2 separate regions of the Homo sapiens genome follow, and region 1 is linked to region 2. A link is an interaction called in ENCODE POLR2A ChIA-PET data of the cell type or tissue named here. Cell type or tissue: OCI-LY7. All regions are shown on one strand. Each heading gives the region's core, and the rest is flanking DNA. Links, peaks and the distances in the headings are about the cores only.

Region 1 (4,413 bases), core at 327-4,326, 1.4 Mb after region 2:
TCCCCAGTGTTTTCGGAGGGATGACGGGGGATGGTAGGGGTTGGCCTCTGTCTGCGACTGTTACTGTTCTTTCGTTTTAAACGAACGCTGGACAGGATTTGCGTGCTCTTCCTCCTCGGGTGGCATCGGAAGCCGCGCAGTGATGGATCTCTCTTTATAGAGAGGTTCGTTCTTGCTGTTTGAATTTTGCAGTCGTGTGCCCTTTTGCGTTGCATTTTCATTGAAATCTTATTTTCAGAGACTGACTTGCTTTTTAAAATGGGGTGACCTCACTGGCTTTCCCATAAATAGTGCCAATAAAGAGGACTTTTCTTGGAGTGGAATGAACAGGTGGGAGGGACTTTTTTATTTATTTATTTATTTTTTTACCTAGGAACCAACGAACTGTCTTTAATTTTTTAAATTAAACTGTAGAAGAAAAGTGAGATTAGAGAAGCCTTATTTTCTTATTTCTTGGAAACTTTTTAGCTTGGTTATCAGAAAACTTGAGGCTGACAGCATTTATTCAGTTGACATCTGGTTAGCACTGTCTACTTTCCATGAATGAGTAACTTTAGGGGGAGGCTTGCTGTAGTCCTTCTTTACTTTAGGTCCTTTTTATGTAGGACCCTTTCTGTTTTTCCAAGCTGTGTTTTCATTACTTTCTTTGTGTCTCTGTTGCATGATTGCATGGAAGGGATTGGGAAATGGAGATCCTTACTGGTTTCCTATTGGGAACTGCAGTGTTCCTTTTCCCTTACACTCTGTCATGTGAGAGCTCTAACTGTAAAGTACATTAGTTAATTGGTTTCATTCAAGAATCAAAATATATGGAGTTACAGTAAGCCTTTCAGAGGTGTATTCATCATCCACCTTAATACTTTTTGGCAGCTGTGCAGGTAGCTCAAGGTGTAAAAAAATCAAACAACTCATCACTTTTGGGAACTTTAAGCCATTTTTTCAAAGCTGCACCCTTATTTCTGTAAAGTAATCTCAGTTTCAGTCTGAATGTGGTACTAGAAAATGCTCTCATGATGGTCCTTAGATTTCACTAATAACTCTCAGCCCTTATGCCACTTTCAAATTATTTTAGGTTGATTTAGTCCCTACTTAGCCTTTTCTGATGGTATGTATGTAAACAGTGGAAGGAAACTTGTTTACATTTTTGATGGGGAGATATATGGGATCAGTTTTATGCTTAAAATATTTGCATTTTAAAATTTATTGTGATATTGTTTGTAAATATGAGATTAGTAATCTATTAATAACTTTCCTTCTTTTGAATGGATTTCTGTCATATTTAGTTAGCATCCTATTACTAGCATTTTGGTACCTAGGCTTTCTTTTTATAGTTTAATTTTGTCCAAATAGCATTGAAATAATCAACTTTAACAGAAATCACCCACTTAGTGGTATTAGTATATTAGCTCTTCAGATGGTTTGAAGCAAATCAAAGTTGAAGCAGGTTCTATTTCATTCAACAAGTACACAGGTGAATAAATCAAAGCCTTGATGCTTTACAAATGTTTCTAGAGACAAATGGCAGAGAATCTTCCTGAAAACAAGCCTGAGATTAGAATTCCAGGTGGAAAAACAAGGAGGGTTCATTAATCTTAGTGGGATGGTCTTAAAAATTTTAAAGTTACCTGATTTACATAATTTTATTATTACATTTTATGCATCAAGATTTTGTTTGCATTGCAAATCTTTTTGATGAAGAAAATATCAACAGGGTTTAATTTTTAAAGTTTAACCCACTTGTTAATGCTTGCAAAGCACTCTGTTCCTTTATCACTGCAGACTATAGTGTCCCAGTAGTGTGGTCTCAGAAATAAGAGTGCTGTTCATTTGGTTCCCTGATATGTTTGCAGGATGGCAACTTATTTTTATTTCCTGTGTTTATTAAGAAACAACTGGAGTGGGTATATAGTACCTTATTTTAAAAATATTTAAAACTACAAGTTTTACATGCTCATTGTAAAAAAACTAAAACATAGATGTAGGTATAAGGTCACAAAAATTATCTTCCTTGTCCCCAATTTATTACCGTGACTCAGAATTCACCCTGTTAATACTCTGCAGCTCCTTCAAGATAAAAAAATATAATTACAACAATCAATATACAAACATATACACATCAGTTTTTTTTAACACTTGCCTTTCATTGAACATACATTGGACATTTGTGTATTCATGTGACATCACATCTCCCAGTAACAAAGGCATCATTATTAGAGTAACAATATTAAGGAACAAGTTACTGTTAACTGTATCACCTACAGTTTTTCATGCATTTTTTATTGTGATTTCATCCTAATGGGTTGAACAAAATGTGTTTGCTTATTTATTTAGAATAGCACTTCCTGCTAAAAATGTCATAAGTTCAGGAAAGTTTACAAATGTAGATTAATCACTGGATATTTTAGCTATTCTTTTATGTAAGTATATCTTTTCTAATAAAACCTTAGAATACATTATTTTCCTTTTATTAACAACTTGGACAATATTTGGGTTAAGAGTTATGTGTGTAAGGAAAATCATGACTAACAGAACCAATATTTTCTTTATGATAGTTCATTAGTTAATGATTAACCAGGTCTTTGAGATCATTTTTCTGAATAATTATTTAACCTATAAGTAGTATCTTAAAAAAAACAGCTTTAAAGAGAATGGAGTGTTATGCTCTCCCTTTTGACAAAAAAGCTTTGATGAAACAATTTTCTTATTTCTTTGAATATTTATCTTAATTGAATTTTAAGTCTTGAATGTTGCCTTAATACTACCTGATTATCTTAGCACAGTATTGCTGGAATTAAGTGTCTCAGAAAGTTAAAGTTGATGGCAATTCCAGAACCTGAATTCTTTCTTTCTTTCTTTCTTTCTTTACTTATTTATTTATTTTTTATTATTATACTTTAAGTTTTAGGGTACATGTGCACATTGTGCAGGTTAGTTACATATGTATACATGTGCCATGCTGGTGCGCTGCACCCACTAACTCATCATCTAGCATTAGGTATATCTCCCAATGCTATCCCTCCCCCCTCCCCCCACCCCACTACAGTCCCCAGAATGTGATATTCCCCTTCCTGTGTCCATGTGATCTCATTGTTCAATTCCCACCTATGAGTGAGAATATGCGGTGTTTGGTTTTTTGTTCTTGCGATAGTTTACTGAGAATGATGATTTCCAATTTCATCCATGTCCCTACAAAGGACATGAACTCATCATTTTTTATGGCTGCATAGTATTCCATGGTGTATATGTGCCACATTTTCTTAATCCAGTCTATCATTGTTGGACATTTGGGTTGGTTCCAAGTCTTTGCTATCGTGAACCTGAATTCTTAAGTCATCTTATAGCCCTATAGTAAAACTCTCATCCTGCTATACTGATTCCTCAGTTATCTTACTAATTTGATAGGCTTAGCTCTCCAGAAGGCCATTGGCTAGAAAGGAAAAGGGAAAAGTCTGAGTATCAGGAGCAAATAAAAAGCTCAAAGGGACTAAAATATCCATGCATACATGGGACACAGTGTGATTGGATGCTTTTTCTATCTTTATGGAAGAAATGTTTTTAAGATTTATATTTGTCCTAATGTCACCAGGCTCTGCAGCACCAGAGTACAAACAGAGTAATTCAGATTGGTCTGAAGTGGCAATGGGAGCCATTAGCTAACTGCATACTAGACCTTCCTATGACCTGTTTCAGCCCTCTTATTTCAGTGTTGAGGGACGGGAGCTCTGAGGCAAAATGGCTTATGTAAGCTCTTCTAGTTACTGATAGAGTTCAGACTAAAAATCAGATTATTTGTCCAGATTCAGAAGTGTTTACATCACTGATATTTTTTTTTCCCCAGAGCTAGCTGTGTAACTCATTAGTAAGTTTATAAAGTCAATTTAGTGGATTGACCAGCATTTTAAAAAAGTGAAGTGCAGTAGAATAGAAAATCAGAGTTTATCACATCTTATAATACAATGCTTGCTTTGATTAAATATGTTTTAGTTTTATAGATGTGGAAATATTAAACGTATTTTTGCATTATGATCAAAGTTAACAAAACTCTATACTGTTTGAAAGCAAAACGGAGAAAGCAGGTGGAAAAGCACTGAAGATAGTATAGTACTCTGAAGGGAAGTTAGGTCTTGCACACCTCAACCAGGAAGATGGTTCTATATGAGAAAATGCCACGATAAAAATAAGTCAGCCAATATAAAATGCAGCCATATAAGGAGGCTTTATTTTAGTAGAATGACAATTAACAGAACATTGAGACTATATAAACAGGATGTGGCAAGGATTTTTAACTTTCCCAACTGGGAAAGACAATGGAAAAGTTGTTAATTATACAAGGAAAAATGGTGACTTGTACAAATTAAGAAAAATTTAATGAATGAGATATTCATCTTCCACATGTAATACCAAGACCCCAGA
Region 2 (4,413 bases), core at 108-4,107:
GAGGGCCTCCAGTCTTTCAAATTCTTTGATGCACCACTTCAAATTCATGATGCCATAGTGGAAAAAAAATCTTAAAATAACTGAGTAGTCAGACACACACAGGGAGACTGTAGCAAGCTATTATTGGAGAAATTCAGAGAAGAGAAAACCTATTACCTTCATATAAGAAAACATTAATCATTATCATCTGGTGAAGCATACAGATATGAAAACAGGTGACAACAATACAGTTTAATAATAGCATACTAGACTGGATGCTCTATGAAAATAATAAAAGGGAAACAGGAGGCAAATATTTGAAAGTTCAGTTTTCAAGAAAGCAAGCATAAAAGTTTTTTTTAAATGAGGGCACAAAAAGAAGGATGCATATAAACTACTGCTACTCAAAAATGTTTTAGCTCAGAAATCCTTCATATTCTTAAAAATTACTGAGAACTCCAAAGAGTTTTTGTTTTTGTGCATTATGATATTGATATTTAACATACAGAAATTAAAAATAAAAACTTTACATGCTTATTAATTTATTGTAAAATAAAATAAGCTATTATATATCCACATAAATAACATTTAATGAGCATAATTATATTTTAAAAATAAAATTTAGCATAGAGAGAGGCATTATTTTTCATTTAAAAAATGTCTACATGTCTGGCTTAAGAGAAGGTCATTGCATTCTCATATCTATCTCTGCATTCAATTTCTCATTTCAAAGTATTTGAAGAAAATGTGTTTTTTCAGATATGTAGATGGAAAAAGAAGGAATATTTTAATAACTTTTTCAGATAATTATAATTTATTTTTCTTGATACTACAACAAAACTTGACAAGTGGTAGCCTCTTAAAGGCTAATTGAAATACGGAATCTGAAATGATGTCAATGAACTTTACATACTCTGATACATTAAATTTAATTGATCACTCTTGCACTTGGAATAAATCTTTTATTCTGGCATGATTTTGCAATGTTATGCATTTGATCATTTGGAATAAGTTAGTTTATAGTTTTCATTTTACAATATGAAATAATCATATTTGTTATTATTACTACCAATCTCATCAGAAGAGTCAAGTACTGGGAAGCATTCCAGTTCATGGTGGCAAGATAAAAGTTTTTTTCCTGAAGCTATTTTTTTTCCTGAAACCTCACATTTTATTATTGGCAACAAATTATGTGAGTTGTTTTATTCAAGTAACATGTTCATTTTAAAAAATTATAAATAGGTATGGCAGATAAACCAAGACAATAGCTTTTCAGTTGCTCTTAAATGCAAAAAAACTTTTTTGAAACTAGTCAGTTCAACTCACAACTTAAACAAATGCACGAATGATTTTCCCAAAGCTCATCATTCTTGACTATGCAACAGAATCACTTTGCACATACTTTTCATTTTATCACATGGATTGTTAAAAATGTGTGTATACCAACATAGAGAAACCCCGTCTCTACTAAAAATACAAAATTAGCCAGGCGTGGTGGTGCATGCCTGTAATCCCAGCTACTTGGGAGGCTGAGGCAGGAGAATCACTTGAACTCAGGAGGTGGAGGTTGCGGTGAGCCAAGATCATGCCATTGCACTCCAGCCTGGGCAACAAGAGCTAAACCCCGTCTCAAAAAAAAAAAAAAAAAATAGTGTGTATATAAGTGTTGAGATCTAATTAAATCAATGATATTTACTATCTCATCAAGGACATTCTTAACTGAAATCCAGTTTCACTTCCTTCTTTTACTGTGAGTGCAGATGGTGAGGGATACAACAGCTAGCATTGGGTACAGCCTTGATTACTACTAAGGTATTGGAAGTTTTACCCAGCATTGATTTGTTCCATTAGCACAAATGTTTACACAGTACAAAAGGCAAATATCTTAGTATCATTATGAAAATAGATATGACTTCTTGGACCCTGTAAAAAGGTCTCTCAAAGACCTCATGTTGAAAACTAGGGATGAAAAAGATAAAATCATAGTGTAGAGTCTTAAATTTGTTTCTTTATGTATTTTCTTTCTTTCCTCAGAATGCAAACTCCAGAAAAGCAGTCGCTGTTTCTATATTGTTTTTCTTGTATCTTAGCACTTAATACTAGAGGCAGATTAATTGAATATGTAGCTATCTATAATATCTATAGTGTTTATATATGTTAAGTGTTTATATATAAGTTAATGTATTTGTAAGGTTTCATGTTTTATGTATTCGGTCAATAATAGTTAAAACCTATTTTGATAAAACATGTTAGAAGGAAGAATATATTTTTCTACATAAAGTTATAAAATTACTGCCATTTGCTATTTAAGATACAATTAAAGGATCTGCAGCCGAAATACACAGGAAAAAATGTTTTAGGAATGTGTTATGCAATTATTTAATGAAAATGTTGTTTTATTCTGATTTGTTTTCAAATTTGTATTTTTATTCTCTTATTCTAAACAAGTATTTTTTGTACCTAATTTTGTATTCTTGTTGTTAAACAACCTCCCCTCTCAGTTGTATAAGCTTCAAGACTTCAAAACCTAGATCTACTTCTGCATAAAGTAATATCTCACAAACAGTAAGTACTGTTCACTAAGTACTGATTGATTGAGTTAATGGATCTATTCAAGTCTTGTAGTAAAACCTAAATGCCTAATCGAGCTTTACAAATTTTTATTTGGACCAAGCAGTCCAAATAAGGGACAAATTATATAATGATGATGGATAACAAACAAAACCACTTTATATATTTCAAGAAGAATAATCTTTATACTAAAAAGAATAAATATTGAAAAGGGACAACTGTCATCCAAGATAGGAATAGGAGATAAACTGTAAAGAACACAGAGTTGATCAACACTTGCTGTAGTTTCAATCATGCACCCCCACCCCACCCTCCACAAGGTCTGAAAGCCCTAACCTGCAATTGGCAACAGCTCTTGATATTTACGGACCAAATTCCCTCACTGGGAATCACCACTGATAAAATTTGCACTGTTCAGCTTTACCAAACCAAAGCCCATATGTATTCCACTAAAACAAAGTATTTACCTCTGGGCATTGTATATTAGGAAACAAAGTGAAAAAAAATTAGTAGAAATGATTGACAAGGAGAGCCAAGAAATTATCTCATATGAAAAAAGAATAGAGTACTTGGGTTTTAAGGAAAACATACATAAAAGATATGGGAAAAGGCATTAATCAAGGATTAGTGAAATTCACATTAAACCATAGCAATAAATTCTGGAAGATCAAGGCCCCAAGTGAGATATGACTTACTCCCACCCTCAATACACCATGAAACATGTGATAGCCATTTTCATATACTGAATATGAATATCAAGAGAGAGATAGATCCTATTTATCTAGTCAAAGAAAAGACTCTAGTGGCAAATGAGGGACTAATTCACGGATTTAAAGGCATGCAGTGTAGAAGAATTAGATTTATGTAACCCAGAGGTTAGATTTTGAGCTATGGTAAAGAAGCCACAGAAAGACACAAGAAAAGGCATTTTTTAATTTCTCACTCTTTGTATTTGATTCTCTAATTTCAAAGTTAACTTTAAAAAATACATAAAAAATTTCAAGCATCCTAAATTACACAAAATTTGATATTTTTGTATTTATCCTGTCTTTTCTTATAAACATTTAATTTTCATTTTTAAAAAAAGTGCTTATAAACCTACACTAGGTATGTTATATGGTGGGAGAGTTTCAATGACTATATGGAAGGTTGGGCCAGGTTATGTTGATAATCCTTACCAAACCTTACATTCTAGGGTTCTTTTTAATAAATTATAGTTTTTATTTCCTGCATTGGTAAATACTACTATGAAAGTTTTCAGACAAATGACCAATTAAAAAGAGGTCCAATTTTAATAGCCTTAGTTATTAAAATTTTTATCCTGTTTATACACATATGCCTACATTCACTTGCACAAACACACACATATACACACACTCTCATATATTTAATCAAAAGTTATTATAGCAGCTGATATTAAGGGCCAGTATTCTAGGAAGGTAAACTAGTGGAACTTTTCAATTGAGTTTCTATGTAGTGTCTCTGAGAAGTGAGAATGTTACAGATTTAGGAGAAGCCTCTGTTACATGAGATGAAAATATTTTGGCATTACCGCTTCCTGTGTTTGACAATTCTTAAAGTCTGTTATCTAAGTGAATAGATTCAAGCTTCCTATGAGGTGATTTTGTCCTAAAAGATATTCTCAGGGAGGTTACAAGATGGCCGAATAGGAAGAGCTCCAGTCTACAGCTCCCAGCGTGAGCGACACAGAAGACAGATGATTTCTGCATCTACAACTGAGGTACCAGGTTCATCTCACTGGGGCTTGTCGGACAGTGGGTGCAGCCCACGGAGCAGGGTGGTGCATCACCTCAACTGGGAAGTGCAAGGGGTCAGGGGATTCCCTTTCCTAGCCAAGGGAGG

The links. Peaks named below come from ENCODE experiments on the same cell type or tissue, not always from the same donor. Only the 100,000 strongest peaks of a DNase experiment are listed, where the experiment ranks them.
Region 1: POLR2A ChIA-PET joins it to region 2 with 5 read pairs; 1 of 35 experiments calls an interaction of 5 or more read pairs at or near these places.

The regions. Positions count from the first base shown.
Region 1 is chr13:77,698,894-77,703,306 of GRCh38, forward strand. The region is part of intron 1 of SLAIN1 (SLAIN motif family member 1); the gene reads left to right. Among named protein-coding and RNA genes, the nearest start is that of MIR3665, 3.0 kb to the left of the region's middle. In OCI-LY7, for the core only: no CTCF peak of the experiment used is centred there; no DNase peak of the experiment used is centred there; H3K4me3 peaks cover 869 bases.
Region 2 is chr13:76,338,119-76,342,531 of GRCh38, forward strand. No RefSeq gene overlaps it. Among named protein-coding and RNA genes, the nearest start is that of LINC00561, 410 kb to the left of the region's middle. In OCI-LY7, for the core only: no CTCF peak of the experiment used is centred there; a DNase peak (open chromatin) is centred at 1,733; H3K4me3 peaks cover 254 bases; H3K27ac peaks cover 1,133 bases.